2 separate regions of the Homo sapiens genome follow, and region 2 is linked to region 1. The links are chromatin loops, found by intact Hi-C in ENCODE. Cell type or tissue: gastrocnemius medialis. All regions are shown on one strand. Each heading gives the region's core, and the rest is flanking DNA. Links, peaks and the distances in the headings are about the cores only. Region 1 overlaps HCRTR1 (hypocretin receptor 1). Region 2 holds the start of FABP3 (fatty acid binding protein 3).

Region 1 (15,759 bases), core at 2,473-10,472:
CAGGGTGGGTGCCTCCCCTCATGTAGACATCTGCTCTAGTGTAGATGTCCTTCCAGGAGGGACAACCCAAGTTGGACAACTCCAGGGTCTCTGTCTGTCATGGTGGCTGTATGGGGTCCAGCTGCTCCTAGGCCTTGCTTTGGCCGTAGTCAGGACAGGGTGGCATTGCTAACCAGGGCAGGGTGGGGCTCACGGATTGGGCCTGACTCTGCATCTCTTGACCCCTGCAGATGACCTCTATCCCAAGATCTACCACAGTTGCTTCTTTATTGTCACCTACCTGGCCCCACTGGGCCTCATGGCCATGGCCTATTTCCAGATATTCCGCAAGCTCTGGGGCCGCCAGGTGAGGCCCACTCTGGGCAGGGGCTAGGCCAGTCACTGTGTGGGCTGGGGGTGGGAGGGCTACTGGTCTAACTGAGTAGGCAGTCCTCTGCCATCAGCACATGCCATCTTGGCTGCAACCAAAGAGAGGGGAAGCCCAGAGACACGTCAAACTCAAGGCCAAAAGCACCAGTGGCTACCCTGGAATGGAATAGTAACACGTCCTTCTATTAGTGGTTGGCGTTTATTGAAGTATCCACTCCCAGATAATCTTGCATCCTCTTAGCCACCATATATTACCCACATTAAATATATGAGAAAACCGAGACCCAGAAGATCAACATAACTTCCCCCAAACCACTCAGCTAGTGAGTAGATCAGGAACTAAAGCCCAGATCTGTGAGCTCCCACTGCTCAGTTTAGTACCACTGCAACAATAATAATAGCAACTCCGTGGTGCTTGCCAAATTAGGCACTTTGCATCCAATGTCTTAACAACTATCTAACAAAAGAAGCAACATTACCCACGTCACAAATGCCAAATAAGGGCAACCAACTTGCCAGATTCAACAGCAGCAGAGCCTTCTGGTTCCAGGGCCTGTCTTCTTTCCTGCATTACAGACTGACCCACGGTGGGTTTCTTAGGTTTTTGGGGGGCAGGGGTGGTCAGAGGCCCTTGGCCTAGCGAGTGGGAGTCCTGGATTGGCGTCTGGGCGGTGAGAAAAGGCAGGCCAGAACATGACCAGGCTCAGGAAGGGACTCTCACACTTGGGGATGTCACCTACATTCCACAGGAAGTACTGGCTTGCACCCAGGCCATGCCGGGCAGCGGATGGGGACACGGACTGGCTGTGACCCAGGTCCTGCCTTGGAGGAGCACCCAGTCCAGTAGGACCCTTCCTGACTGGCCAGCCCTGTAGTCCACCAACACTCATCATCTGCTCCCCACAGACCCCCCAGCCAAGCAGGACACAGGCACGATCCTCCTCATTTGACAGATATGAAAGCAAGGCTTAGAAAGGAAAATGAGGTGGCTAAGGTCACATAGCTCACGAATGGCTGAGCTGGCTCTAGACCCGCGTTTCCAGAACTCCAGCCCCATGCCCCTCTGTGGTGGGTGATTTGAGTGTCCGGTGGCAGGAGAGGCTTCTCCAGGAGCCCAGAACCACCCCAGGCTTATGGGCACTGGCCCAGGCCATTCGATGCTGCCCACCTGCTCACCCCTTGCCCAGGCCTCCTCATAGTCTGGTATGATCCAGGGGAGGCACAACTCACCCCCACCCCTACCCTCAAAGATAGTGTTGGAGATTTAGGGAGGATGGATGGGCAGTTGACAGGATGTGGCCTGGGGTCTTGTCAAGGTTCCCCACCTCTTTGAGTCTTAGTTGCCTCATCTATACCTAAGGACCAATAATATCTTTCCACAAGGCGTGTTGTAGAGGGTTTCACAAAGAGCTAATGGAAAATGAAAGTCTAGGCTGGGCGCAGTGGCTCACACCTGTATTCCCAGCACTTTGGGAGGCTGAGGCAGGCGGATCACCTAAGGTCAGGAGTTCAAGACCAGCCTGGCCAACGTGGTGAAACCCCATCTCTACTAAAAATACAAAACTTAGCCCGGTGTGGTGGCGCACACCTGTAATCCCAGCTACTCGGGAGGCGAGATTGAAGAGAGCCAAGATTGCACCATTGCACTCCAGCTTAGGTGACAAGAGTGAAATGCCATCTCAAAAAAAAAAAAAAAAGAAAAGAAAAGAAAATGAAAGTCTATCGTTCACTCTCAAGTCCAGAGTGTTAGTCTATCATAAACATTAGATTCCTTCCTCTTGCAAGGGTTTTATCCTTTTGCCCATCTCCACCCTGCCCGGGGTCCAGCCTGGAGTAGGCCCCACAAAAGGCAACCACCCTCCCAAGGTGCTGTACCCACCACTGCTGTCTCTATGTGTGCTGGACAGATCCCCGGCACCACCTCAGCACTGGTGCGGAACTGGAAGCGCCCCTCAGACCAGCTGGGGGACCTGGAGCAGGGCCTGAGTGGAGAGCCCCAGCCCCGGGCCCGCGCCTTCCTGGCTGAAGTGAAGCAGATGCGTGCACGGAGGAAGACAGCCAAGATGCTGATGGTGGTGCTGCTGGTCTTCGCCCTCTGCTACCTGCCCATCAGCGTCCTCAATGTCCTTAAGAGGTGAGAGCACGGGGTATGGTTGGGGTGGGGAGAAGTTTGAGGTTGGGGAAGGAGCTCTCCTTGCTTGGGAGAAAGACCTGGCTCCACCCCTTCTCCACTATGTGATCTTGGGCAGGCCATTTCTCTTCTCTGAGCCTCCATCTCCTAGGGCTATCGTGAAAATTCACGCATTCATTCACTTAATCATCACATTTTAGGGGGCTGGAAATACAATGAACAAGTGCATAAGACAGACAAAGTCCCTGCCTTCATGGAGGCTGCATTCTAGCAGGAGAGAAGGGAAGTAAATAGAAGAATCAATGTATATTATAATGTCAGGCAGTGATAACTGCTGGGAAGAAAAATAAAATAGGACAGAGAGTGACAATGATAAGGGTTGGTGGGTTTTTGCTTTTGCTTTAGATACAATGGTTTAAAAAAAGCAGGGGGCCGGGTGCAGTGGCTCACATCTGTAATCCCAACACGTTGGGAGGCCAAGGAGGGAGGATCGCTTGAGGCCAGGAGTTCAAGATCAGCCCGGGCAACATAATGAGACTTCGTCTCTACTAAAATTCAAAAAATTAGCCAGCCATGGTGGCATGTGCCTGTAGTTCTAGCTACACAGACTGAGGTGGAAGAATAGCTTGAGCCCAGGAGGTTGAGGCTGCAGCGAACCATGATTGCACCACTGCACTCCAGCCTGGGTGACACAGCTGTCTCAAAAAAAAAAAAAAAAAAAAAAAGCCTTTCCAAGGAAATGACATTTGAGCAGAGACTTGAAGGAAGTGAGAGAGCTAACCATGCACGTGTCTGTAGGGACAGCCAAAGAGGGTCGCAGGGCGCTGGGGAGAGAATGCAGGCTATTGGACAGAAGACAGTTTCACTTTGAGATTGTGCTTGGCCACTTCCTGGTTGTGTGATCTTCGGCATGTCACTTTACTTCTCTGAGCCTCAGTTTCCTTAATGGAAAAATGGATGATGTCTATGATTCATCATGTTGCTGTGAGGATGGATGAGAAAGTGGATGGGAAGCCCCAGGGGATCCGATGGCCAGGAGGCTAGAGATGCCCATCACGGTGCTTGATACCCTCCATGCTTGAGAACCCCAAACCCTGGCCAAGACCTCAGGTACAGAAGGCCAGGAAACGTGGACAGAAGTGGGCAGTAGGAACTCTTGCACTTTACAGCTCAGGTTCTGTGAGCAGCACTCCCCCAGTACATGCATACGCAGCTACCCCATTTCTGACGCTCCTCCACCCTGGGCCTAGGGTGTTCGGGATGTTCCGCCAAGCCAGTGACCGCGAAGCTGTCTACGCCTGCTTCACCTTCTCCCACTGGCTGGTGTACGCCAACAGCGCTGCCAACCCCATCATCTACAACTTCCTCAGTGGTGAGCAGGCTGGGGATGCAAAATGACTGAGGGTGGCCAACAGTCCACATGACAAGTCTCCCCATCCCCAAGCCAGGGCCCAAATAAAGGATGGTGGGTGAGGATGTACCTGCTGTGGGCACAGTGATCCTGCTCTGGGAGGACCCACCCCAAGCGGCCCTGGCCTGAGTGGGAGACGGGCCACACTCCCTACAGTGGCTGGCACCCAGGATCCAGTTTTGCAGATTCTGCAGACCAGTGAGTGAGTGGAAGGGCAGGGGCTAGGCCAGCTCACCCCCAACTCCCACCCTGGGTGCAGGCACAGCAAGACCTCCAATCAGCTCAGGCAGAGGAGTCCATCCTCCCCGGAGGGAGTCAGACCTGTGGGAGGAGGGCCCTGGAGCCCCTGCCCGAGGAAGGATTGCACAGTCCAGGTGTCAGGGCTAAAGTAGGGTCACTCTGAGAGACAAGCCAGGCCCAGGGAAGGGCTTCGCCGGCTCAGCTAGACACACTGGCAGAGTGACCGGAATCTCAGGGGTTGTCCCCTCTGGAAGTCTTCCTCCCCTGCCACCCCCACTCCCACTCCAGGCCTCTCCTCTCTGCTGTCCCACAGTGCCCACCCCCTCCCTCTACCTCCCAGTCTCAGGGTGGTAATGGCTCTGAGGCTGAGCTCAGCAGAAGTCTGACTCACCAGCCCTCTGACTTTGGGAATAGACTTCTAAAGAACAGGTCCAGATGACTGTTGAAGCCTGGACAGAAATAATCTTTGAGGAACTATTAAAAGGTTAAAGAAAGGATCAGGAGTCAATAGTATAACCCTCATTGAGACTCAAGAATTACTCAACAAGGCTGGCTGCGGGTTTCCAGGTCAGAAAAGAGAATAGATGATGAGCTGTGTGGGGAGGGGAGGGCAGACAGACTTACTGACACATATGCCTTTGTTTGGCCTATGTTTACTGAGCACCTACTATGTGCTTGACCCTGTGCTGGGCACCAGAGAGGCTGGCAGCCTAATGACACATGATCAAAGGGGCTTCAGCCTGACAAAATCTGTTTCCCTGGTATACTTGGGCTGAATAATGTGGTGTGGTGGTCCCTCCTTCCCTCCTCCCCCTTGAGAAGGGCTTTGGAATTAGAATTGGGTTCAGCTTCTGGCTGGGTGGACTTGGGCAAGCCACTGTACCTCTGTGCATCTCATCTGTGAAGTGAGGATAAAGGACTCCAGCCTTTCAGGGTGCTGGGATGCTCTGGCGGACAGAGGCTGAGGCGCCCAGCACAGCGTGACTGCCAAATGCAAAAGGGCTGCTGCTGCCGTCATTTTCATCATCAAAGGGCAGAGAGGACACAAGCCTCGCAACAGATAGTGACCCCCACGTACACACCAAGGAGAGCAGAGGTGACCTGAGGCCCCCGAGCCAGACACCACGTTTTGAGTCAGCCTCCGAGCCAGAGCACAGTCAAGGAATCAGATGGCAATTGCGTCTCTCCTTGGGAACCCGCTCCAGGGCTTCTGTCCTCTCTCTCTGGCGGTGCCGAGGTTGCCTCAGGGCTCTCCCTCCCAGCTCTATCCCTCCCTCCCTCCCCGCCCCCTCATAGGCAGCTTGGCTGGAGCTGCGTGGGTGTCCCTGGGCTCAAGGCCCCTTCCTGCTGCATCTGTCTCCTTATGGCTGTGTCTTTTGTCTCCCAACCAAGGCAAATTCCGGGAGCAGTTTAAGGCTGCCTTCTCCTGCTGCCTGCCTGGCCTGGGTCCCTGCGGCTCTCTGAAGGCCCCTAGTCCCCGCTCCTCTGCCAGCCACAAGTCCTTGTCCTTGCAGAGCCGATGCTCCATCTCCAAAATCTCTGAGCATGTGGTGCTCACCAGCGTCACCACAGTGCTGCCCTGAGCGAGGGCTGCCCTGGAGGCTCCGGCTCGGGGGATCTGCCCCTACCCCTCATGGAAAGACAGCTGGATGTGGTGAAAGGCTGTGGCTTCAGTCCTGGGTTTCTGCCTGTGTGACTCTGGATAAGTCACTTCCTCTGTCTGAGCTTGTGTCCCCTAAGCAGGGTTGATGTGAGGATTAAGCATGCTGAAGCAAGTGGAAAGCTCCTTGTAAACTGTGAAGTGTTGTGGACATGATTATTGTTGTACTTCTCTCATTTGGCCATACCCCACAGTATAATCTGTCCCCATCCTCCTTCCAGAGCTTGGTCATCCTCCTAAAGACCCCTTTCCTACCCAATTACAGGCCTTCCCTGGAGTCTGCTCTAAAGGTCCCAACAGGCATTTCCATCTTGTTCCATGGCTCCCTGAAGCCCAGGGCTGCACTTGGCCAGCTGTTCTGATGCCTGTGTGAACTAATCTGGGCCCAGCCTTTCTCCAGCGGGCCACGAGCACAGCCCCACCCTAACCAGGTGCCAAGGGCACACACCACAGACCCGACCTTGTTGGCTTTGTGGTGTGATAAAACACTCTCCATGGCCACTTGGCAGAGAGGCCAGCAGCCCGAAGCAACTGTAATTAAAAGCCTGGCACTGAATGTTCCCTTTCCTTGTCATTGCACAAAATCTGTGCTGCTTAGGTTAGGAGCAGAAGAAGGTGGGGAAGCTGGGGGGAGGGAAGACAAGAAGGCACTAGAATGCTCTTATCTGCTGACCTCCCACCCCCACCACACGGGATCCCAGATGGACTCAGCCAGGCCTCGGCACACGTGGTGCTGCCTCCTCATGCGGTGCCAATCCTGTGACGCCGGGACCTCACCCCTCGACACAACTGTCTGCTCACAGGCCCAGTGGCCTGGGGAAGGTAAGGGGGGCCGGGTGGGCAGATAGCGGGTTAACAGGCTGATTTACTGTTATCTTCATCTTCTTGGAAACCAAGGCTTGCGCCTATTTTCTATGAACTCACAGGATAAAAAGAGAAAGCCACAGACTTGGCCAGACATGCTCCGTCTGCCACCGAGATTTTAAGGCTGCCAAAGGCCCTGAGCCTTGTTGCCAGAGAAGGACGTGGAGTGCAGCCTGAAGTGCTACTCTGCTGAGAGGAACAGGGACATCTGGCAGGGGCCAGCTCTGCTATGCATACCACCAGGTCTGCTTAACTTGATTAATAGAGCTGTGGGCTCCCTCTGACCTCAACCGTCAAGAACGTGGGCAGAGCCCTGGTGCTGCCAGGGGCCCAGCCCAGGAGTGTTGAAGCACTGCTCCTCCTAAGCACCCCGCTTTACCCAGAGCAGGTGGAATGTGTGGTCTAAGTATGCCACCTGCTCTCCACACGACTTACCAGCCCAGCTCTCTGTGGACGGGGCAGAGCTCTAGCTGCTGCCAGGAGGATGGGCTCTCCTGCCCATTCCACACTCCCACTGGCCTTAGGATCCAAAGCGGTTGGCACAGTGCATAGGTAGGCTTGGAGGTGAGTGTGCAGAATGAGGTATGAGGGCTGGCCCCCAAGCTCAGAACCAACCGTGCTTACAAGATCAATCCAGGTCTTGGGCTCCTCAGCCTCAGCTGAGCACAAAGGTGAGAGACTACAATTGGCACCATCGGGTTTCAGCAGACACTTGGTTCAGTGGGAACAAAGAAACAACAGGCGCTGCTCCTAATGGCTGCACGCTCTGCTGGCTGAACCCAGCACCATGGGGGGCCTCAGCCCTCCACTCTGGGGGACTCAGATAAACTGAAGAAAATTCAGGGGAGGTGACCAGGATGCCAAGGGCAGAGATGCTCAGCGAGGGACTGCTCAAGAGCCCAGGGCTATCTGGCCCAGGGAAGAGAGGACTTGGGGAAAATGTGGTATATAGGGTAGGCTCCACTATATAGAGGGTTGGCATGCATAAAGGGTGATGTATGTCCTGGGTGGCCCACAGAGAAAACCACAGCAAATGGTGGTGTCTTCAAGATGGCAGGATTTAGAATCCACATAAGGAAGATGTTTCTGCCAGTCATGGAGGAAATGGGCTGCCTTGAAAGGCACTGAGTTCTTTGCCTTTGGCGAAGCAGAGGCCAGACTCACATGGGGACTATGAACGGAATTTTAGCTCTGGATGGGGGCTGGCCTCTGGGAACTGGATTCCATCTAATGCGGGGATTCTAGCACTACAGCAGCCCAGAGGAGAATGCAACTGACCTGGCTAAGCCCGACACACTGCTGGGCCTCACTGACCTGCAAAACAGTCATAGTTACTTCCAACTACCCACTGCAGGGAGGAGAGCCCTGCACAGGGCCTCAGAGCTCTTTATCTCAAAAAGCCAAAAGATAATCACCATTACCCAGAATAAAGCCCCCTGGCAAACTAGAATGTCTGGTGTCTTTGGCTTTTGATTGAAATGTGGTCAGCTCATTAGAGACACTCGGTGTAGACTGGGTATTATGCTGATCTAAAGATCTGACTTGCAAGTACAGATGTCTGTGCTTAATAAAAGTGGGGAGAACGTTATGACTTAATAAATGGAGTTTGTCTGGAAGATAAAACTAGGGCCTGAGAAAATAGAAAAGGCCAGGCTATGAAGTTTGAGGTAGCTGCTTTCAACCCAGAATGCCAGCCCTAAAACTGCTATGAAATAGCTTCCTAAATAGACCTTCAGGCCATACTGAACTGAACCCGGCAGGCCCCTCAGCTGGCTACCCTATACTTCAACTTCCCTCTGGCAGTGGAGAGGAGCCCCACATAGGCAATGTCCCCCCAAGCTGCTGCTTTCTGCATGGCGTGGTGTATAGGATGTACTTAAATAGTCACTGAAAGGATGAGTGGATGGACCTGTAGCTGAGAAATCATGGTGGAAAACATGGAACTCCAGAGTTTCATCCTTTTATTGAAGCTTACAATTTCACTGGACTTTTGGCCCCAAATGAAAAAAAATGCAAATTAAAAAAAGTATTGGCAGGGAGAGGTGACCACTGTCTCCTGGAGACTGAAGCCGAGCAGAGCATGGCAGGCAAGTGAGGGGTCCCAGCTGCAGAGGGCAGAAGCCTGGCCAAAGATGCCCAGGGAGCAGATTTGTCTGAGCAGGGCCAGCCCCAGGCAGCTAGAAGTTAACACACAAGGATTTATGGGTGTGGCAGAATCCAAGCCACTGGTCCCATAGACAGATCTCTCTCATGCTTGGTCAGATTCCACTTTGGAGAAAATGGGCTCGTTTGACAGGATGGCCTGGTGAGGGAACACAGGTACTAACGGTAACAGGCCGATGAACACTCACCACTGGCATCAGGGTGGAGCTCAGCTGACTGGACACTAACTCCATTACAAGGACCTGCTCCTGGTGCCAGGCTGTGCCACTCAACTGCTCATGGCCATCAGGACATTCAACTTCTATCCTCTCCTCCATCAGGCCCCTATCTGTGTGGCCTCAGCCCCGGTCCTCACTATTTGGTGGCTATGATGCAGGACTCTCCACCCTCTTTTGGAACAGTGTTGCATCAAGCAAGGGAGAATGTTCTTCTAGAGGGACAGGAAAAGAAGAGATGTCCACATACTTCTCTCACTCTAAGAAGCCAGGAAAGGTCCCTGGTGCACTCCACTCTCCACAGATGGTTGGGTCATAGCATCCGAGAAGCTGTCATGGTGACGAAGTCCTCGAAGCTGAGCCGAATGTTGCCTTGTACAGCTGTGTCCTTCTCCCGGAAGGCCTCTGTCAGCACCTGCAGCTGGGTGCACACCTGGATGAAGCGGTCAAGCTGCATGGCAGGATTGGCAGAGCGTGGGCAGTAGCGGGAGACCAGAAGCTGGGTGAACTGGGGGCTCAGGTTGTAGCCCATTTGGGACAGAGCTGGAGAAGAGGGGCACACAGACCAGACACACAAAAACCTGCCATGAGCACCTCCATCAATCAGGAATACTGGATCACAACAGTTCAAGGAACTTCGAGAGGATGGGCACAGAAGCACAAAGAGGGTAGAGAAATCCCAAGGGTCTGTCTAAGATGTCAGAAACACAACAGGGACCGTGTCTGGATGCTCCCCTTAGGTGGAAGGCCCTCATCCCTCTTTCTCCAAATCTCCATTATTGTCTCTTCAACTGAGGCTCAGGGGATTGCAGAGACGACAACGGACTATCCGCAATCATCTCTGATTCGTTTGCATTCCAAAAGGAAGCCTGAGCTCCCAGGACCACCTTGCCTGGGGCAGACATCAGAGGCAGTACAGCAGAGGTATGAGGACCTGCTCTGGAGTCAGCCACTGGGCAAGTTGCTTAGCCTCACTATCCCTATCTTATCATCTCTAAAATGGGGATAATACTTAACTTGTAGGTTCTAGTAAGGATTAAAACGGGTGATCATGTAAAGCACTTAGCACAGTGACTGGCACAGAAAAAGCACTTGGTAAATGCTATTTTAATAAAGTCACTGTCACTCCAAGGTCTCTTGGAGCATCCTGTCTCTTCACTGGGATGCTTCCTTCCTTCCTCTGTTCAGAACTTACCAGGCCAGGCTAAAACCTCAGCTCTCCATTTGTTATGCGGGCCCTTGGGCAGGTTACCTACACTAAACCTCAGTTTTCTCACCGGTAAAAGGGAGATTATAAGGGATTCTTCATTGAAGGGTGTGGAATTATAAATAGTACCTAGCACATGGGAAGAATGAATTACATAAGCCTATTAAAAATAGCAAGCATTCAGTAAATACGTTTTGTTGTGGTTAATATCACCCTTACTAATATCCACGACAAAAGCTGGCAAGAGTAGGTGATTACTATAGGTCATCTCCCCTCCCTTTTACTGGGGGCAGATGTGGTGCACTCACTCCTGCCCACAGACCTCCTTAGTCTGAATGAAATCCACAGCCTGGGCAAAGGACTAGACTCTCTGGGGAGCCCTTTCTCCCTCCTGGGTGGCAAAGCTCCCTCTTGGGTCCTCCCCCAACCTCTTACTAACCTGCCTGAGCCCAAACTGTGGCCTTCTGCCTTACACAGTCAGTTTGGAACCAGACCTGGGGCTGTGGCCTCAGGTCATCTTCCCCAACTGCAACTTTTAGAGTGCTCAGGGTCCCAAAAGTTGGGAAAGAAACTGTCCACTAGCAGAGGTGGCAACAGACCCATCTTTCTGAGCCCTGTTCAGGGCTCTTTCCATTCTACATGCTAGAAACTGGAGAGAAAGGAGTCACCCAAGCCACACACACTGGTCTCATAGTCCTTAAGGTGCCAAGTTTCCATCCTTAAGGCTCCCTGTGGCTGGGGCCGTCTCACCCAGCACTCCAGGGTCCAGCCCTGATTCTGGACCCAGGTGTTTCCTTGCCCTGGCTCTTGGCTCAGTGCCCCAGCTGGGTCAAAGAAGGGGTGAGGGATGCAGGCCTGCACTGAGAACAGCATTTTGTAGTGCAGGTGGACATTCGGTAACAAGAGGAAACCCCTTTGTTGTATCTTAGGGTGTAAAGAGAAGAGTCTAGCTCTGTCCTGCCCATCGTGCCCCGGCCATGACCCGCACCTTGCTGCAGCTCTGTGTAGCTAATGGAGCCCGAGCGGTCCCGGTCATACTGCTGGAAGAGGTTCTTCCACTGCTGGATGAATTTCCACAGGGCTGAGAAGCCGTAGACATCGATGCGGCCTGACTTGGTCTTGTCAAACATGTCTGAAGGTGAGGAGGGAAAGGAGGGGAGGAAGGCTTCAAGACTGAAGGCCAAGGGTCCCCCTCAGGACCCATTGAGGCAGCCCTTCTCTCCAGGCTGGAGTAGGCGACTTCACAGAACCAAGCCCTGAGGCCCAGATGCCTGCACCTGAGACACCCACATCAAGCGTTGCACCGTCCTCCTACTCTGGACACCTTTAGCCCCACCCCATCCAGAACTGCATTTTCTCTGCAGGCTTGGCACCTGACCCCTCCCTGCTGTTTCCTACAGGGGAGGGAGTACCATTCTACAGAAGAGGAAACTAAGTTAACCTGTAACTAGGCAGGGTCTAGAACTTAAGAAAGATCTCAGGAAAAGAGCTCTCAGTCTAGGGGATCTCACCCTGAACCTAGCTTCCTCCCCACAGTCCTCCCTGGTCAATGAATTTCTCTTCAGAATGTCCACCCACCCACCTACCCACCTACTGTCCACTATCAGGTGGCTCTGCCCCAGCTCAGGCCCAAGGGCAAGGCGGAGACTCACTTATCATCATGAGGCAGGTCTCATCATTGAATGAAGACCAATTGCAGTTGACCAGGGCCTGCTTTAGCTCCTTCATGGAGATATAGCCACTGTGATCTGAGTCCACCGACTGGAACCAGGAGTAGGCCTCAGGATCCACATTGGGAGGGGCGCCACCTGGAGGAAGGGGTGTGAAGGCCATCAACAGAAATGCCAGGAAGGGCCAGCCTCAGTAACTTCCTGGCTACAGGTTTCTCCTACACACGAAGCTTCACAAATTCACCTTCCCTGTCTTCCATCAAGCTGACATTCTTACTCTGATGGAAGAGGACCTTCAGTGAAGATTCATGAGTATTTGCAGTTGATTTCTATTCCATGAGTCCTCTGGAGTTCTCGTATAGTGTTCCAGACACTACTCTTAATTGATTTTATGTTTTTAAGGAACGGGGACCTGTACCCCTGTAGCATTTCAAGAATTCTCTGGAAAAGGTAAACTGCGAGATGGGGGAATGGGTGGTAGATAAAAGTGTAGAAGTGGCCAGGCACAGTGGCTCACGACTGTAATCCCAGCACTTTGGGAAGCCGAGGCAGGCGGATCACCTGAGGTCGGGAGTTTGAGACCAGCTTGACCAACATGGAGAAACCCCGTCTCTACTAAAAATAGAAAATTAGCCGGGCATGGTGGCACATGCCTGTAATCCCAGCTACTGGGGAGGCTGAAGCAGGAGAATCGCTTGAACCCGGGAGGTGGAGGTTGTGGTGAGCCAAGATCACGCCATTGCACTCCAGCCTGGGCAACAAAAGCGAAACTCCATCTCAAAAAAAAAAAAACAAAAAAACCCAAAAAAAACAGTGTAGAAGCTGGTAAGTCTGTCTACCTTAGGACACTGAGTTAACTGGCCACAATCGGGGTCCCTTCACACAAAGACAGCCATGGGCAGTTGTGGAGGACAGAAACCACTGCCTAGTACCAAAGCCCAGTAAGGACAGAGGGAAAAAGGTATGCCTGACTTAGGGATTAGTCTGACTTCCTTGGAAAAATCCGGGCAGGTTCTAGCCATCTTCCTAAAACATCGGTGTCATAGGGGAGCAAGGGCCACAGCCCCAGGGCAGGAGAGATTCTGTGACATGTTTGAACTGTGTAGTTTGTATAGAAGGGCTCAGGCTTTGGAATCAAAGCAGACCTGGATTCAAACCCTGGATCTGATCCTTACTAGCTTGTGTGACTTTAGGCAAAATGTACAATTTTCTGAGTAATGATTTTCACATTTCTAAAATGAACCCATTTCCCCAGAATTGTTGTGATGATTAAATGAGATAACAGCAAAATAAAATCCTCAGCAAAGAGCCTGGAATGTGTGTCTTCTGAGATATTTTCACAGAGAAACGGATATTTAAACTGAGTTTCTCCCCATGGTAGGCTACATTATCGTCTCCTGGCTAATAATCTCTAGCCAGGAGACACAGTCTGCACACCCACAGACATTGTACTAATATGGTACAATGGTTTAAAAGGCCAGTTCAATAATCTATTATTAGATTACTTGCTAATCTCCCCTTCCCTATAAGAGCATTGTACATCCTCTCCCACTGCCTGGTGGCTTGCAGAGGGGCATCCTTTCCCATCCTACTGATGTCAGTCTTGATCAGGGGGTGCTCTGGCCAAAAGAATGCAAGTGGGCAAGACATACAGTACTTCAGAGAAGCTTTAAGAGGCATTGTGCATTCTTGCTAGCTCTCCTGCTCCTTCTCTCTGCCACAAAGATAACATATCCCAAACAGGAGCTGCTCCTTCAGCATGTATCCCTGAATGAAAAAGACACAGGGAACAGAAACTCAACAGCCAGCTAACAGCTGCTGACATGTAAGCAAAAGAAAGTAAGCATGAGCAAGCAATACAAATAAATGCTTGCAACAAAACTAGCTGACAAACTTATCATTTTGAGGATACACACTGAAGCTGGAAGCAAGATGCTAAGGTGCCAGAGACCAGGCTGCCTGCACACCCACAGGAAGGACAAAGGCTGGCCATGGATAACTCAGAACCACGTCAGAGGTACCCGGAGTCCAAGATTACTACTTACCCTGTCCATAAAGCCCAGGCTGCTGGGCACCGTAGGAACTTGGAGGTGGCTGACCATAGGGGCCCCCGGGAGCTGCACCGCCATATGGTCCTCCTGGAGTTCCAGAGGGGAACATCCCAGGATTGGGGTGTCCATAGGGCCCTCCACCAGCTGGTGGTCCATAAGGCCCTCCAGGGGCAGGACCCCCATAACCACCACCAGGGGGTAGCCCACTACCATACTGCCCTCCACTATTGGGGGGTCCAGGGTAGTAGCTACCCGGAGGGGCTCCTGGTGCTTGTCCTGCAGCTCCTGGGCAGCCCTGCAGGAAGAGCAAGATATCAGTCAGAATGATGAGGCCAGAAACTAGGCAGAGTATGGCACTTTACAACCATAAAGCACTTCCACCACCATCCTTTCAACTGATCCTATAGGTAGGGTTGGAATTATGATCTCACTGCTCAGATGGGCAAACTGAGGCTTCCAGAGGAGCAACGAGTTACCCAAAGTCACCCCGCCAATGACCTGCAGAGTCAGGGTTGAAATCCTCCTTTCCTAACTCTCCTTTCCTGCACATCAAGGGGCTCCACAAGGGCTAGGATCCTGTCTGGTTTGTCACTTTATCCCCAGCTCCCAGTGTAGAATGGATACTTGGTAAATATTTCCTGTATGAATGAATAGGCAAATGAATCAAACAGAATTCCAAATGCCCATCCTGTGGTACTCCCATCTCTATCTGCAGAACTCATGGGGCAAACGCAGTCTCTAACACACACCCCTGACCCTCATCAGTCACAAATGACATAGCTATAGCATGGATTCATCCACAGCATGTCTTCCTTACCCTGATGTAAAAACATTTCCCTATCCTCACTCACAACTCTGTGAGGCAGGCAGGGGAGACCCTATTCCTAAGGCAATACGATACAATGCTTTCAAAGGCCAGTTCAACAGCTAGGCGTGGTGGCTCACAGCTGTGTAATCACAGCACTTTGGAAGTCTGAGGCGGGCAGACTGCTTGAGCCCAGGAGTTAGAGACCAGCCTGGGCAACACAGAAAAACAACATCTCTACTAAAAACCTGGGCAACATAGAAAAACTACATCTCTATTTAAAAAATACAAAAATTAGCCAGGTGTGGTGGCGCACACCTATAGTCCCAATGACTCAGGAGGCTAAGGTGGGAGGATCACCTGAGCCTGGGGAGGTCGAGGCTACAGTGAGCCATGATCACACAACTGTACTCCAGCCTGGGTGACAGAGTAAGATCCGATCTCAAAACAAACAAACAAACAAAAAACAACCAGTTCAAGAGTTCAAGTTCAGGTTCTGCCATTTACTAACTGGACTGACTTATCCTCTCTAAGCCTCAACATCTTCTGCTATAAAATGGGAATAATAATAGCTACCTCTCAGGTTAGTTTGTGAATGAAATGAGGCCAGCTATGTGAAGCCCTTTGACATTGGGCCTGACACAAATTAAGCACTCAATAAACACTATTAATAATAGCCTCCTACAGAGGACAAGACTCAAGTCCAGGAAAGTCACACACAGGCTGTGTGGAGGGGCTGGGACCAGAACCTGGGTCTCTTGGCTCTATGTCCAGGGCATTTGTGCATTAGAGCATACATGGGGGCATTCCCTCTCTCATCCATCTTCCCACACCAGTAGCCCTCGGAGTGTTCCGCTCCATCTCCCTAAATGGCTAGCACAGGACCCAGCAGAGCACAGCCCCAACACATCTGCAGACAAGCTGAGCTCAAGGGCACAGACAGCAGCTAGGCCCAGCTCCGAGAACGGCACCA
Region 2 (15,759 bases), core at 4,833-12,832, 250 kb before region 1:
CTACAGCATTTCACAGAGAACAGCCAGACCCAAGAGCTTTCAGTGTAGGATGGGCCTGAAGTGACAGTTCAATAGCCAAACCTGGGGAAGCCCCATCACTGACTGAACTAGGTCATTTGACCATGGAGGGGGGGCAGTGTAAAGGCAACGTGTAGGTACAGCTCTTTTATTATTAAATGTGTAAGGTGATCAGCTGATTAACAGGCTCCGAGACTGTCCATTTCAGTCTCCCATCCAGTGCTTCTTCCTCAGTAACCTTCAGGCCGTTATTTCTGCCCACTCTCTGACACACAGGATAAACCAAGACTCCCAGAGTTATGTTACCAAAGGCAAAAAGGCAACTGGGTGGCCTTGGCTCTGCTTTATTGACCTCAGAGCACCCTATGAGTGCAGTTAAAAAAAAAAAAAAAAAACCACATACACCATGGGAACTGGAACTGGATCCCGGTCAGTGGCACCTGACCCCAGAAGAATTCGTGGATTTGTACAAAATGCAGAGGAAGAAATGAGGCAATGTGGTGCTGAGTCGAGGGGTAGCCGATTGGCAGAGTAGTAGTCAGCAACAGTGCAGTCAGGTCATGCCTCTTTCTCATAAGTGCGAGTGCAAACTGCAGTGCCGTGGGTGAGTGTCTGGAAGGAAAGACAGAGTGAGATGGGGGGTGGAGCCAGGAACACCATTGCGAGCATTCTACCCTCCCTTCCTCCTGATAATTGTCACTTGAGTACCTACTATGTGCCGGCTATATGTATGTATGTGTGTGTGTGTGTGTGTGTGTGTGTGTGTGTGTGTATACATACATAATTTTTTTTTTCTGATATGCACAGCAAATCCTTAAGATAGGCATTGTAATTCTTATTTTAGAGATTTGGAAAAAACGAGCCTTTAGAGAGGAAGTAATTTGGTCAAGATCCTGAGTGTTTTTCCTTCCCTTATACCATTTGGCTTCCTTCATCCTTAGTGTCTAAGATGGTGCCTGGCATATAGTTGACAAATAGGAAAAATATCCAGAGACTCAGGAAAGGACTGTGTTTGGCTACTAACTCCAATCCTTCCCTAACTTAGAGTAGTGCCAGGGCCAGAGCCCTGTACCTCCCACTATCCGGTCTGGCATCATAGAGCCAGACCCATGGCCTCACCATAGTTCAGCTGCCACTGAGAATTTGGTCCTGCATATCACATCCCCACCAAAGCTAGGCACCTCATTCCAAACTTCAAGGGGACCCCTGTCCCACATGAGTACAAGAATGCAGTTAACAGGTTATGCTGACCCAAGAAGGTGTGCAGTGAAGATGCCTAGGTGAAAACCTGAGGCCCTGTGGTTAGGCAGAATCCACAGTTGGCTGCTCTCCCTGGGTCTGGGGGGAATTCAGTCAAGGCTAGATTCTCCAAGTGAAGTCCCCAAGCTTGAACAGATCTGCCAGCCTGGCTGTGGTACTTCCTACCCAAGCAGTAGTCAAGTAGTTTCAGTAGGCCAGACATAGAAAGCATGAAAATGGGGTAGGACTAGAATGGGGAAGAAAGGACTGTACTGTCATTCAGTGTCCCCACCAGTCACGAGCCTGTCCCTGCAAGTGACAATGCAGTCCTAGGGAGGAGAGGAAAGGGAATGCTGAGATAGGCAATGGGAGCCCCTCCTAGAGGGCCTGGGATCAGATTTGGCCCTGTTTTCTACTTCTTCCTGAGGTGAGGCAAGGTAGAAACACAGGAAGAGCAAACAAAGGACATGGAGCACCTGCTGTGTTCCTCAATCAGTGATGCTTTGTGCTGTGCATACACTGTCTCTTACAGGCTTCCCAGCAGCCCTACAAGGTTGGTATTATTAATACCCGTTTTACAGTTGCACTTGGAAAAGGTGATTTGCCCACAGTCATGTAGCCTATAAGGTAAGATTTGAGTTCCGGCCTGTGTGAGTCCAAAGCCACTACACAGAAAATTCCCACCTGATACCACCCTGACCCACAACCACTCTCTTGTCCCAGCTTCTACAGCTCTCAGGGGAGGACTTGGCTTTTTAGAACAGGCTTGGCTGAAAGAGCAGTAGTAATAACCAATCAGATATAGCTCCAAAGTTGCCCATCTTACCAGGATGAGTTTTCCATCAATTAGCTCCCGCACAAGTGTGGTCTCTTGCCCGTCCCATTTCTGCAGGTGAACAAGTTTCCCTCCATCCAGTGTCACAATGGACTGTGGAAAGAGGGTAGAGGCCTGAGCTGTGATCTTAGTCAGGAATTGAGGGGCAGGGTGGGGTCTGGACACTGGGCCACAGAGCACACAGCCTTTGACCCAAACTAGTGATGGTGTGAGGACAAGAGCTCAGGCAATCCGCCTCCCAGCTATCCCTGCAAGACATCTAGTTCACCTCCAGCCTCTGCTCCACTACTGCCTTTCTGGGGAAGAGGCCTTCAGATATTAGGCAAGGAGGGAGAGGCAGGCAGTATGGTGGAGCCAGAGAGCCTGGCTCTGAGAAGTACCACAAGCCTTCAAGACAGACACTTATCTGTACTCTAGGTGATTCCCGTAGCCTGGTCCCCTCAGATACAGGTGGGATTTACTAGTCTATCCCTGGGAAAGACTGACTGAGGAGGAGGAGTAGTCCTGAGAATCTTTATCCAGCCTTGTGGTTAGTCCACATAATGTCTAAAAGACCCTTAGTGATAGGAAGTATTGGATAATTAGACTTCCTGCCCTGTATTCCTACACCTTTTCTTGGTCCACATCATGTGACCTCTTTAGCCAACAAGAGGGCAGCAACCACAAAGTCCTGTGACTGGATGCCCTTGAAGTGGTTCCTCAGCTCTGGGTGCTGCCAGCATACATACATCAGCTGGTTCTCATTTGGCAGCTCTTCCAGCTCTCTTTCCTAGGAGTTTGGGGGCCACAAGGCCAGGCTAAGGGATCCTGATGAGCAAGGTGGTTCAGTAGGAGAATCTGAGAAGGTTCTGTGTATTGTTTAGGTGATAAGGGGTATGAGGCCTGTCTCTTAGTGTGCTCTTTTTTATCCTTACCTTACTCCTTGTTCTCATTCCCCTAGTTTTTTTTGCCTACTCAGAGTAGATATTTTTGCCCTAGGCATTCCACAGGGCTATTGTGTTTAATTGGGGTTCTTGCCCCTTGAGAAAGTAGGCAAGTCCAAGGAGGTATGAGCAGGTGGTGGGGCAGCCACCTTTATCCAAGGTAGACTGCCATCTTTGGGCACCATCCCCAGCTCTGCTGCCAGCCACCTGTGTGATCCTGTTCTTTCTGGGGACAGCTATGAGGAAGAGGAAACAGCTGATGGGGCTGAATGATAGTGTCATGATAGAACACTGCTATAGGGACACCCTATAGAGGTCAAAGCCCTTAAGTTCTCTCGCTCCCATGCCTGGCCTGGAAGGCTGAGGCAAGCTGCCAAGACAGCCACTGCAGGGTGATAGAACCCTGGGAGGAGGGGCTAAGGCTTGGTGGGAAGACACTGCAAACACATTCATGACAAGGTGAATGCCCTATCACGGAACATAGCTCTTCCTGCCTGTCAGCTGGCAACACTGGAAATAGTTTGTCAGGGTCATTGGCCATGTCTGGGAGTTAGAAGTTGAAGCGGCATCTGAGTAGGTGCTTCTAGTTCCTGGCTGCCTTTTTTGCTGCTGGAGGTCACAATGACCTCACTCAGTGGAGGGCCCTGACTTCTGGGCATCATTCCTAAAGCACTTCAGGTCACAGCCATGGCCACATAACTCTGCCATCTATGGAAGGGGAAAGAAACCTAGAGCTACTGCATACCTTGCACAGGGTCACCCAGCTGGAGCTGGAGTAGATACTGAGGTCAGAAGAACATCCTGGCTCTGTGCTGCCCATTCCGAGGCAGACAATAGATGAATCCCAAGAAGGGAGGGAAGAAAACAAGAGGACAGAACTGACATGTATTTAGCATCAGTGGCATTCCAGCACTACACAGGCTTTATGAATCTTGTTTCATTTAAATTCCCCATGATAGTCTGCCCCTCAGGGTGCAATACCAGGGAGCCAAGACTACCAGCCTATTCTCTTTTAGAGTCTCAGCACTCTCCATTCCCCACCCCTGTTTCCCTGACTTACCTTGACCTTCCTGTCATCTGCTGTTGTCTCATCGAACTCCACCCCCAACTTAAAGCTGATCTCTGTGTTCTTGAAGGTGCTGTGTGTTTTTAGGGTGAGAATGTCCCCATTCTTTTCGATGATTGTGGTAGGCTTGGTCATGCTGGCCACCTGCCTGGTAGCAAAACCCACACCTGAGGGTAGGGGGAAGGTTATGAGTATATGAGCTGGGGTAGAGAAGCAGTGTACAAGAAACTCAATGAATAACTCTCAGGCCTGGGTATGGGGAAGTGGAGGACTGTATCTTTCAAAGCCTTTGCATGGGAATTTTAAAATTCAGTCTTGCGCTTAGTTCTGTTTGGTGAACACAGATAACTGATCCCATTAGATGAGAGATACTTAAGGAACAGCAGTGCCATAGCAAGTCAGTGGCAGAGCTGGGATTAGAATAAGCTACTATTGGGCCAAGTGTGGTGGCTCACGCCTGTAATCACACTTTGGGAGGCCAAGGCAGGCGGATCACATGAGGCCAGGAGTTTAAGACCAGCCTGGCCAATATGGTGAAACCCGTCTCTACTAAAAATACAAAAAATTAGCCAGATGTGGTGGTATGTGCCTGTAATCCCAGCTACTCAGGAGGCTGAGGCTGAGAATTGCTTGAACCTAGGAGGTGGAGGTTGCAGTGAGTCGAGATTGTGCCACTGCACTCCAGCCTAGCCAACAGAGTGAGATTCCACCTCAAAAAAAAAAAAAAAGCTACTATTAAGTACTATGAGCTTTTTGTGTAGTAAGAACTGTACATGTTATCTCATTTAGTTCTTCCTGTTCTTCTGAAGACTGTTTCCACGTTACAGATACAAAAACAGAGGTAAAGCCCAGGGTCACAAATCTGAGATTGAAGCCCAGAATTGTCTGAGTCCAGAGCTTGCTTAAGTGCTCAGCTATACTACCTCCCAAGGCTGGAGCATAAGGCTGCCTTCCAGGGCACCTGAAAAGCTCTCAAAGCCTTAGGAATAAGGCTGAGGAAAGAAGAGAAACATAGACTTTCCCTTCCAAAGCCTTAGGCATAGGAGTTTTCCAACTTTGGAAGTTTTTACCCTGAAACTAAGAAGTGTTAGTGCTCTTGTCCCTTATACATGGCAACCCATCATTTTCAAAGCCTGTTATCTATGATCTAGGAGTTAGGTACAAAGGAAGTATTTGTCCTATTGTGCAGATTCAGGAGGAGCCTAAAGCGGTAGCAACAATGAGTTAGACTCAAACCCGTCTCCTGACTCCCAGTCTAAGGCTTTACAGAGACTCTCTTCCTGACCCAAGCATGGCTTCCTTGGGTACTGGGCAAAGTCCTAAGTGTCCTGCAACCAAGTAAAGAACAAAGAACTAATCATGACTGCCCCCTCTCCCCCCAGCAGCTTAACATTGAACTGTCTTCCAAGGCAAAGGTGAGGCAGGAGGCAGCCCAGTGTAGTGAGGTGGTGTGTGTAAAGTCTCCAAATGTACCTGGCTACATAGTGCTTGCTGGAAGCTAGGTACTCTGCACATGCCCTACATGGGTTGTTTTACTTAATGCTTGTAACAGCCTCGAAGCGTAGATTATCCCCAGTTTACAATGAAGAGTGCGAAGTGTCTTGTCGAAATTCAAAGAGAATAAACTACTGACATAGATTTGAACCTCGGCTCCAAAACTGTTGACTATTTTCACTGGGCGATTCTGTCCAGCACATACTCAATCCAGGCCAGCAGTTGTGCCTGTGGTCACTGGTACTAGACGGGACCTCTTTGCCCCTTGAGAGCCCTAGGTCTACAGCAGGAGGGGCAGGGGCTGCCTCTGCTGTTATGCTGTCAGCCCACCCTTGCTTGGCCAGTGAGGAACTTGGCATTGCCCCTTGGTATCAGGATGAGTCAGGCCAATCACACTCCCTTGCACAGAGCAGGACCTTGTCACGGCACTGGGAGCTCTGTTCACTTAGGATCTACCCAGAGGTATGGAGTGTTTGAAAAGGAAACCACTGCGGGATGAGTGAGGGTCTGAACCAAGAGAAACTAAGAATATTGAGCTGACAGAATTTAGGAGACTCAGGGAGATCTGGGTTCTACTTAGAAATGAAGCCAGCACTACTTACTGAGAGCTGAGGAGGGTATTTTCCCAGGCTTTCCATTCCTACGATGAGAATGCTGGCTGCCTTAACATAAGCTGCTGAAAGATAACAGGACTTCAGGGAGACCAGCCCGCTGACCCAACTCGGGGCAGAATAAGGGAACAAGAATGGTAAAGTTGTTGCAGCTCAATTCAAGACTCAGCTCTGGCCCAGCTTTGGAAGGAGGAACTAAATCTGGGCATTCCAACTTCCCAATAGCTGCTGGGCTGTGTTCGTGGGGGCTGGGGGCTGCTCCTCTAAGAATGACTGCCTGCCTAGAATTACTGGGCATAGCGCCCAAGATAGGGTAGAGGCCGTTGAGAGCTTTGACCTCTCCATCTAAGCCCAAAGCAGTAGAAGAAGGGCTGAGGTCAATCATTAGCTAAGCAGTTTCTACTTTTCTTCCCACTCGCAGGGCCTGTAGGGTAGTGGGAAGAGCTCTGGGTTACAGATCTAGAAACCTTAGATTTTCATATTGGCTCTGCTGTGGAATTGTTATAATACATTTCTACTCTCCTGGTTTCAGTTTCCCTGTTGAACTAGATGGTATGGGAATCTCCAAGTTCCTCACCTGTGAGATTCTTTGAATCCTGATTCTTCTCCATCCCAACACCACAGCAGTTCTCCACATCCTCCTAAACCAGTGATCCTCCCTCCCAGGTCTTGACCTTGCCTTGGGACCCTCTACTGCACATCAGAAGTCCAATGGCTTTCTCTGCCTACCCCTCGCACAGATAGGTGAGCCTTGGGTTGCAGGAAAGGCCCAGCTGATCATGGGCCTCTTGCCCCACCCTACCACGAGGCTCACAGACAGTGATGAAGGCCTGGATACATAGACTGCAGGACAAGGTCAGACTGGCTGGTGAGAAAGGGCATTCTCCAGCAAGAATTCTCTTCCCTAACCAAGCAGAGATGGGGATTGCTGCTTACTGCAGGTTCCTGTCTTACGTCCTTCTCATATCTGATTCACTGATCCACAGTTTTTTCCCCACTAATCTTTTTCCTCCTAGGTATTTCCTACTTGTTTACATCATTGTACACTCCCTGGCTGCCCCATTCCCTTTCTGGGTTCAGTCTCCTCCAATTTCTAAACTACCCATGCCCCTGTTCTTTTTCTCCCCTGGCTACACTCCCTTTCCTGTGATCAGTGTTCTTTATCCAAACCCTCCTCCTACCTCCAAATCACATATCCCTCTTCCTGGAAAGAGCCTCCCACACAGCTGCCTCCTTCCACCACCTCCCTACCGTGGTCTCTAACCAGATTTGGACCACCAAAGCCCCCTCTGAACAGGCCCCACCTGCTCTAGGCCAGGCTGCCATCTCCGCGCTCCCCTATTCCCCAGTCTTAACCAGGAGGGATGCGGCAGGAGTGCTGCGTGGGGCTAGGCACGCCACCAGCCAGTCCCCAAGCCAACATCCTGAGCCCCGCGGCTTGCTCACCGAGTGACTTCATGTAGTCATCGAAATTCTTGCTGTCCACTAGCTTCCAGGTGCCCAGGAAAGCGTCCACCATAGTGATGCTGGGCTAGGCTGAGAGAAGCTACAAGAGAGCAGGCGTGCAAGGGCTCCGACGGCGGCTCCCTGCCCGGGCTGCCGCTTTAAATAGCCCTCGCATCACATGAGGAGACGTGGCCCACGCCCCCGGCTCCCGAAATAGGAAGCCCCAGGCTAGGGCTCACCCAGGAGGGGCTGGTGCGCCCATCCCCCAACCCACCGAGGTGGGTGGGGACCAGCCAGTGGCGCCCTGCTAGCCTGCGTCAGCGCCAGTGCCTGGCCCCCGAGTCCCTACCCCAGGCTGGTAGGACCTTCTCCCTTTCCTGGCCTCTAGGCACTCTGGAATCTGAGAAGGAAGCAGCCAACACCAGCCCGAGAGCTAGGGCGCATGCCATGGTGGATATCTTCCCGTCCCCCAGTCCCTCTTTGAGCTTAGCGTCAGAGCAGAGATGAGACTAGAAAAGCAAAACGCCCTTGGGCTGGTGCCCACGCCGGGGAAAGCTCTGGTTGACTTCTGGCACGGGCATCTGTCCTCGTTTTACAAGTGAGGAGTCCGAGGCTCACAGGGGAACTGACAAGGTCTCAAGAAATAGGAGGGGGTGAATGGAGCTCAGATTGCAAGCTTAGTCTAGCGGGCTTCAGAGCTCGCGCTCTCCCTTCACTCTCACTGCCTGGTGGCGGAGACAGTCACCAGCGGCTCGGTCTGCGGCTGAGCTGACCTTGTCCTCTGCCTGTTTTGAGCAAAAGCCTGACCCTTCGCGCCCCGCCCGCCTCACACGTGCTTGCCCCTCCCTGCGGAATGTCTCCTGCTGGCCCTCCTCCGTCCCCACCCCACCCCACCATCTAGCTCCCCACCCGCCCCTGCAAGTGCTCTGGGCTTTTCCGGTTTCTTCGCACAGCTCCGAGCTTTAGCTCAGGTCGTTCCCAGCTCCCCTCCTGCAGAAATTCTGCCAATTCGGTCAGCTCTTCAAGGCCCATGGCTGCCTTCCCCACCTGCCGCCCTTTCTTTGGCCTGTGCACACTAGCAAGCCGCCTGCACTTTTGGGTAATTTGCTGCCTCCTTTCGAGAGCCTGTTGTGCGGTGGTTTGTCACTGTATAGTTTACTAAGCACTTTCAGTAAAAATAAGACCTGCCTTGTCTTGCTATTTATTGCATGCTGAGGGCTTTGGGTGTATTGTTTCATTGAACTTTTTATTTTATTATTATTTTTTAGAGACAAAGTCTCTCGCTGTGTCTCCCAGGCTGGAGTACTGTGACGCCATCATAGCTCACTGCAGCCTCAAACTCCGGGGCTCAGGGGATCCTCCTACCTTAGCCTCCCCAGCAGCTGGGACTATAGGCACACGCCACCACACCTGGCCTCATTGGACTTTTAAAGCAAAATCCATGAAGTAGGTGTTACTGTATTATTTTCTCTTTTTAAAAAGGTGAACAAGTTGAAGCTCTGAGGAGCTCACTCATTAATTCAGCAGTTAATAAAGCACCTACTTTGTGCCAGGCCCTGCTTTGGAGAGAGACAACAGGGAACAAGACACACATTCACCTCTGGGCAGCCAGACATAAAACTAGCGTGGTGCCTCTAAAGGGAGTCCTGTCCTGTCCTGACCTGAGGGCCCAATGTAGACTTCTCAAAGGAAGTGAGGTATAAATGAATTTCTGAGGGATGGCAGGAGGCCCTGCACACCAAGGAGTAGTGCCGAACTGAATTTCAGCCAGCAGCAGCCTGTCCAGGGTGGGCCTGCAGGAGCCAACACAGGAGCCCAGAGGCCTGCCACGTGCGTAGAGTATGGCAGGCCCTCCTTCCTGGGACTCTGTTTCTCCATGTGCAAACCCTGCCTCCCTTCCCTGGACTGTTCTGAGAACAAGGCCAGGGAGGAAGAGCCCTCTCCCCACCCTAAGATCTTGATTCCTTTGGACGGTCCAGTTGCCAGAAGACTCAGAGGCTCATTTCTGCCAAAGCTATAGGGACAGGCTTCAGGGCTGGGCATGGAGCCTTGGTGATCTCACTGTTGGAACAGGTGCCAGGAGAGGAGGAGGGGGAAAAGATGATTTCTGACTCAAGGTCGCAGCCCTCACACATAGGGCCTCCTCTCAAGGACTGTGTGGCCAGGAACTAGAACTGACTCCTTATGTGGCCCTTGTAATGCAATGATGGAGAGCTGGGGCTGGGCTAATGGCTGCTGGCAGATCTGCGTTCTGATCTGAATTTTGTTGGGTACTAGCTGTGTGGCCTTGGGCAATTCACTTAAGCCATTCTGAGTCTCCATTTTTTTTTTTTTTTTTTTGAGAAGGAGTCTCGTTGCCCAGGCTGAAGTGCAGTGGTGTGATCTTGGCTCACTGCAACCTCCACCTCCTGGGTTCAAGCAATTCTCCTGCCTCAGCCTCCCAAGTAGCTGGGATTACAGGCAACTGCCACCACATCTGGATAATTTTTGTATTTTTAGTAGAGACGGGGTTTCGCCATGTTGGCCAGGCTGGTCTTAAACTCCTGACCTCAGGTGATCTGCCCACCTGGACCTCCTAAAGTTCTGGGATTACAGGCATGAGCCACCACGCCAGCTTCAGTTTCATCTTTAAAATGAAGGGATTTTTTTTTGGAGATGGAGTCTTGCACTCTGTCACCCAGGCTGGAGTGCAATGGTGTTATCTCAGCTCACTGCAACCTCTGCCTCCCAGGTTCAAGTGATTCTCCTGCCTCAGCCTCCCAGGTTCAAGTGATTCTCCTGCCTCAGCCTCCCAAGTAGCTGGGACTATAGGCGCGGGCCACCGCGCCAGGCTAATTTTTATATTTTTAGTAGAGACGGGGTTTCACCATATTGGCCAGGCTGGCCTTGAACTCCTGACCTCAAGTGATCCGCCTGCCTTGGCCTCCCAAAGTGCTGGGATTACAGGCATGAGCCACCACGCCTGGCCTATTTATTTATTTGGAGAGAGTCTCACTCTGTCACTCAGGCTGGAGTGCAGTGGCATGATCTCAGCTCATGGCATTCTTGACCTCCCAGACTCAAGGGATCCTCCCACCTCAGCCTCCTGAGTAGTTAGGACTACAGGCGCATGGCACCACGCCTGGCTAATTTTTTGTGCATTTTTTTGGTAGAGACAGGGTTTTGCCGTGTTGCCCAGGCTGGTGTTGGACTCCTGGCCTCAAGCAATCTGCTTGCCTCGGCTTCCAAAGTGCTGAGACTACAGGTGTGAGCCACGACACCTGGCCCGAGATAATACATTTAAATGCTAAGCATGGTTGACTTACGAAAGTTCACTGCTGCTGCTCCTCCTGCTGCTATTGTTATTGTCTCCAGGGATAGTGCAGACACCTAAGACCTAGTCTGAGCTCTGCCACTACCTACTGAGTTAGTTACCTGAGGCAGATTGCTTTGCTTCTTTAATCCTCAGTTTTATTATTTCTGGGACAGGATTAGAAAGGGCTTCAACTGAAAAAGGGGCTATAGAGGTTTTTCAGAATGGGTTGGGGTGGGGTCACTGCCAGAAAATCCATTTGCTCCCTCTCTTGGGCCTGTCCAAATTGAGCAGCACGGGGCTTTGAGGAGCTCTACTCGACAAACCTCAGACCAACTACCCTCACTGCCCTTCCCTCACCTCGCCATGGTGCTCAGACCTGGGTCACCGAGGTTAACCCATAAGCCACACCCCATCTCCTTTCCTCCTGGTTTACACCCTTCTCCCTTCTAAGTATGTACAGTTCTCTCCTCATCCCTCTGATCTACCTGCATCCTCTTCCTCTGTTATGCTGACTACATTTGGGGAAGAATGTGAGCCCTGTCCCTTTTTGTACTCCTCTGTCTTGCCCTTGGCAGATCCAGATGTGGATATAACATCTGGCAGGCAGCAAGACCAGCGCCTGCCAAGAACAGCATCTCCCCAGCCCTCATCCTATGGTGAGGTCACTGTTCTATGTTTCCACGGCAACCACAGGCTGGGAAGATGGAGAAGAGGAGAGATGAGTAACCAGAAGCCAGCCAATGAGATGAGCTGCAGCACCGGATGATCCATGGGGCCATGGGGAGCGGGGACAAGGGAGGCCTGCTCAGCATGTTCAGCTGTTTCCTGGACCCTCCCTGCCATCTGGATGCCTCCACTAGAGAATGTGCTACTAGCACCAGGAAAGAGCTAGAGGCTGAAGAAGCTGAGTAGAAGCTCTGCTGACCCAAGAACATGGCCCTCCTTTTTTGCCTCTTCAGGGTCTAAGTCTATGGTTGCTGACTACCCCCGCCCCATCCCACCCCTAATATCTGCAACTGGGAACTTTTCCCATTTGCTGGGAATGATGGTGGGGCTCTTTCTGCCTCTGCCTGCCATAGAACCAGCAAGTCTTAGACATCCCTTCTTTTTATGCCCTTGGTCCATGGGGTCTTTGTTACCAGAAAGGGGTCCCAATCCAGACCCCAAGAGAGAGTTCTTGCATCTCACACAAGAAAGAATTCGGGGCAAATCCGCAGAATAAAGTAAAAGCAAGTTTATTAGAGAAGTAAAGAAATGTCTGTTTAGTAAATTATTAACCTGTTCCCTTAACTCTTAACTGTAAACATTTTGTGACTAAGAATGTTTCACCTTGTGGGAATGCATCCCAGCCAGGTCTCAGCTTCATTTTATCCAGCCTCTATTCAAGATGGAGTCACTCTGGTTAGAATGCCTCTGACATCTTCAGATGCAGTGTCTTTGGAAAGAGCCCTGATTCTAAACTCCAGGCCTGCATTTACTAGCTAGAGACCTAGAACAAGCTCCCTTTCCCCCTTCTGAGTCTTGTTTTCTCCCAAATAGAGGAAGGCCATCAACTTCTCAGGGTTGTTAGGACAATTAAAAGAGATAACAAATGGAAAGCCTACCGTGCACTAATATTGAAGGAATAGTAACTCCTTTCTCCTTTCCTCCTTCCAGTTCTTTTCCCCGGGATATTTGAGTAAGCCAAGGCCCTTTGAGACCCTGAATAAGTAGGAAAGGATTCAAGTATATGGCCAACTCCTCTTCATTGAGGTCACAGAGTGGCCTTCAGATCTTGGACATAAGTTTCCTCATATTTCCCTTTCTCTCTCTTTAAATATTCATTCATTCTACCAATCTTAATTGAGCACCTCCTATGGCCAGGCACTGTGCTAGGCTCAGTGAGGATCCAGGGTGAACAGGAGAGCTCCCTGCTCTCACTTAGCTCACAGTGCAGGGGGATTGCAGCTACAGTGGGTGGAGTGTTCTTTCTGCCACTAGGAAATCTGCTTCCTTGTTCCCCAAGAGTTCCAGATACTGTGGGCTGGAGAGAACAAATGATGGCAGAAGGTAGAGGTTTACTCAACACCAATTTGCTTCTAAGAAACTGCTGCCTGTGGCAGAATGCTCCCTGAAATGAGAACAATGACCCTCCCTGCCCTGGGGGACAGGGGGTACCTCAGTGGGGAGGGGCAATCTGCCTTCTCAGAAGCCATCCTCTCCCTGTTGCTGACAGAAGAAAGCCCAGACTGTATAGCCTGGTCTCATCTATTTCCTTGGTCTAATTTGTTGCTGAAATCCTTTTTAAGAAGAGTTTCTGGCGGAGAATAAGGTATAGTATATTGACAAGATCGGGTGCATTCAGGGTGGTATGGTTGTAGACAGGTACAGTATATTGAATGAATGAACAAATGAGTGAGTGAAGGAGAGAATCTATCTACCTCCCTAGTTTTAGGGGCTCTGGAGTGAGACTTGGGTTCCAGTCTTGCCATATGTATACAACAGCTGTGTGACCTCGGGCAAGTCATGATCTCACTGGGTCTCAGTTTCTAAATCTGCAAAGAGCATTATCACTATTCTCACCTAGCCAGCCTCCCAAGGACTCTGAGAAGCTAGGGGAGGACAAATTGAGGAATGCAGCACAAAGGATGTTTCTCCAACTCCTGGCCTCAAGCGATCCTCCTGCCTCAGCCTCTCCAGTAGCTGGGACAGGCGTACCTGGTTTATGTTTTTTCTCTTCCAGCCTCCTTCCTTGGCTGCCTGTGGTCCTTAGCACAAGACCCACTTTCTTTGACATGACCCCATAGCCACAGCCTAAGCATCACAGCCCACACACTCTAGCCCCTACCTGCCTCTCCCAGCTTTCCACACACACTGCAGCCATTCTGACCTTTTTGTACCTTGAGGGGACACCATGTTTCTCTCTTTATGTTTGCCAGCAGTGCTCTTCCTCACCCCTACAGTCTTTTCTTTTTTAAAAAATCTTTATATATATATATTTTTTTAGACAGTCCAGCTCTGTCACCTAGGCTGGAGTGCAATGGTGCAATCTCGGCTCATTGCAACCTGTGCCTCCCAGGTTCAAGCGATGTTCATGCCTCAGTCCCCTGGGTAGCTGGGATTACAGGCATCTGCCACCACACCTGGCTAATTTTTGTATTTTTAGTAGAGATGGGGTTTCACCATGTTAACCAGGCTGGTCTCCAACTCCTGACCTCAAGTGATCCACCTGCCTCAGCCTCCCAAAGTGCTAGGATTACAGGCATGAACCACCACACCCGGCCAACTCCTACTCATTTTTCAGCTTTCAGCATAACTATCCTGCTTCTGGGTAACACCATCTTCCCTGGCCTTCCCTATCCTGCTTTGATGTTTGTTTCAGAGTCTGTCTTTGCCATTACACCGGAGGCCCTTAGAGGGCTGGGACCCAGTCTGTGTTGCTTCTTGCTGTGCACAGGACCTGGCATGTATTTGTGGAGTGGACAGTCTCTCCAGAGAAAAAGAAAGCCACTTGTTCTTGCAGTGTTCTCTCTGTTTTGAAATTCTGACACCATCACCATCTCCTCCACTACTCTCAACTTTCCTCCTGCCAAAGTATCCTGTTTTGTGTCCTCTTTCTCACTCCATCCCTGAGGGCCAGTAGCCTGGGCCACTTCCTGTGTGTGGTGGGGCCCCAAGTACTCCCAGGTGAGAATTGCCCTTTGGAAAGCATGAGGGTAGCCTGGATCTCAACAGCAGCTTTTTTGGGGGGATGGGGCTATTCCCAGAAAGTGATTAAACCAGGCCCCAGACCTGGGGCTGACCCTGGCTCCCTCCTCAAACTTCAGTTTCCTTTTCTCTCAAATGAAAAAAAGGTTGCCTCTGCAAAACTCTAAATAGCCTCTAATATTGGATTAGGTAAAGTATAATTAGAAAGGTAAACCTTAGGCTTATAAAATGGCACCTCACATCACCATGAGGTCTCAAGCATGTTCATGTGCCATGTGGCCTGGCCTCCATCCCCTCTTCTGGCACCAAACACATGGTCCAGTAGTCATGCCTCATAATGCATTCTATTCAGGAACAGCTTACCCAAGATTGTGGAAGGATTCAAGCAGCTCCCGGAGACCTGACGAGCCTGGTTGGTGTGGACAGATGCCCACTGTTGTCCCTGGGTGAGGAGAGCTGGCAAGCCATGGCAGGGTGGCTGGCAGGGAGTGTGTCTTGGCCTCAGGAGTCTGAGGCCAGATGTGTTCCAGGAAGCAAGTACAAAGCCAACACTGTCAGCCTGGCTTGGGCTGAGATCTTGGGAGTTATCCGGGATGGGTTGATGGGGCAGCAACCCAGGACTCTATAGTAAACAAAGACACTGGATAGGAAAAGGAAGGAGCCCATTTGCAGGAAGGACTGGGTGGGCTGGGGGTGACCAGGACTGGAGCCCAGGGTGAAAGATTTCTCCTTGTAAAGGTTGGCGGTGGGAGGACCATGAGGTTAGAGGGATAGGATCAGAGTCAGGAAAAGATAAAGTCAGATGAAGAAGGCTGTCCTTAGAATGGGATCACCCTGTGCAGGAGTAAAAACAGTCCAGGTCATGCCTGTAATCCTAGCACTTTGGGAGGCCAAGGAGGGGCAGATCACTTGAGGTCAGGAGTTCAAGACCAGTCTGGCCAACATGGTGAAACCCTGACTCTACTAAAAATAAAAAAACATTAGCCAGGCATGGTGGCGGGCACCTGTAATCCCAGCTACTCGGGAGGCTGAGGCAAGAGAATTGCTTGAACCCAAGAGGCAGAGGTTGCGGTGAGCCAAGATCACGCCACCACACTCCAGCCTGGGCAACAGAGTGAGATTCTGTCTCAAAACAAACAAACAAA

The links. Hi-C counts contacts between places; a loop is a spot of excess contacts. Peaks named below come from ENCODE experiments on the same cell type or tissue, not always from the same donor. Only the 100,000 strongest peaks of a DNase experiment are listed, where the experiment ranks them.
Region 2: it touches region 1 in a loop (7-fold over the local background); 3 of 110 quality-filtered maps call a loop at or near these places.

What each region holds. Positions count from the first base shown.
Region 1 is chr1:31,621,247-31,637,005 of GRCh38, forward strand. It overlaps HCRTR1 (hypocretin receptor 1), which reads left to right. Exons shown (of 9, transcript NM_001525.3): 6 at 231-346; 7 at 2,277-2,503; 8 at 3,751-3,872; 9 at 5,544-6,367. The coding sequence ends at 5,734. It overlaps PEF1 (penta-EF-hand domain containing 1), which reads right to left. Exons shown (of 5, transcript NM_012392.4): 2 at 13,976-14,276; 3 at 11,913-12,068; 4 at 11,249-11,392; 5 at 8,620-9,596. The coding sequence ends at 9,367. Among named protein-coding and RNA genes, the nearest start is that of HCRTR1, 11 kb to the left of the region's middle. RefSeq lists enhancers at 3,283-3,432, 3,617-4,117, 4,118-4,618. In gastrocnemius medialis, for the core only: no CTCF peak of the experiment used is centred there; DNase peaks (open chromatin) are centred at 5,355, 6,265, 6,445, 6,905 and 2 weaker places; H3K4me3 peaks cover 811 bases; H3K27ac peaks cover 5,962 bases.
Region 2 is chr1:31,365,310-31,381,068 of GRCh38, forward strand. FABP3 (fatty acid binding protein 3) reads right to left here and starts at 7,767. Exons shown (of 4, transcript NM_004102.5): 1 at 7,633-7,767; 2 at 4,076-4,248; 3 at 2,084-2,185; 4 at 1-630. The coding sequence starts at 7,705. The coding sequence ends at 577. LOC124903892 (a long non-coding RNA gene) reads left to right here and starts at 8,990. Exons shown (of 2, transcript XR_007065573.1): 1 at 8,990-9,078; 2 at 11,503-12,178. RefSeq lists silencers at 1,156-1,338, 7,953-8,247, 11,493-11,787. In gastrocnemius medialis, for the core only: a CTCF peak has its summit at 8,334; DNase peaks (open chromatin) are centred at 5,962, 6,986, 7,772, 8,452 and 2 weaker places; H3K4me3 peaks cover 4,346 bases; H3K27ac peaks cover 6,593 bases.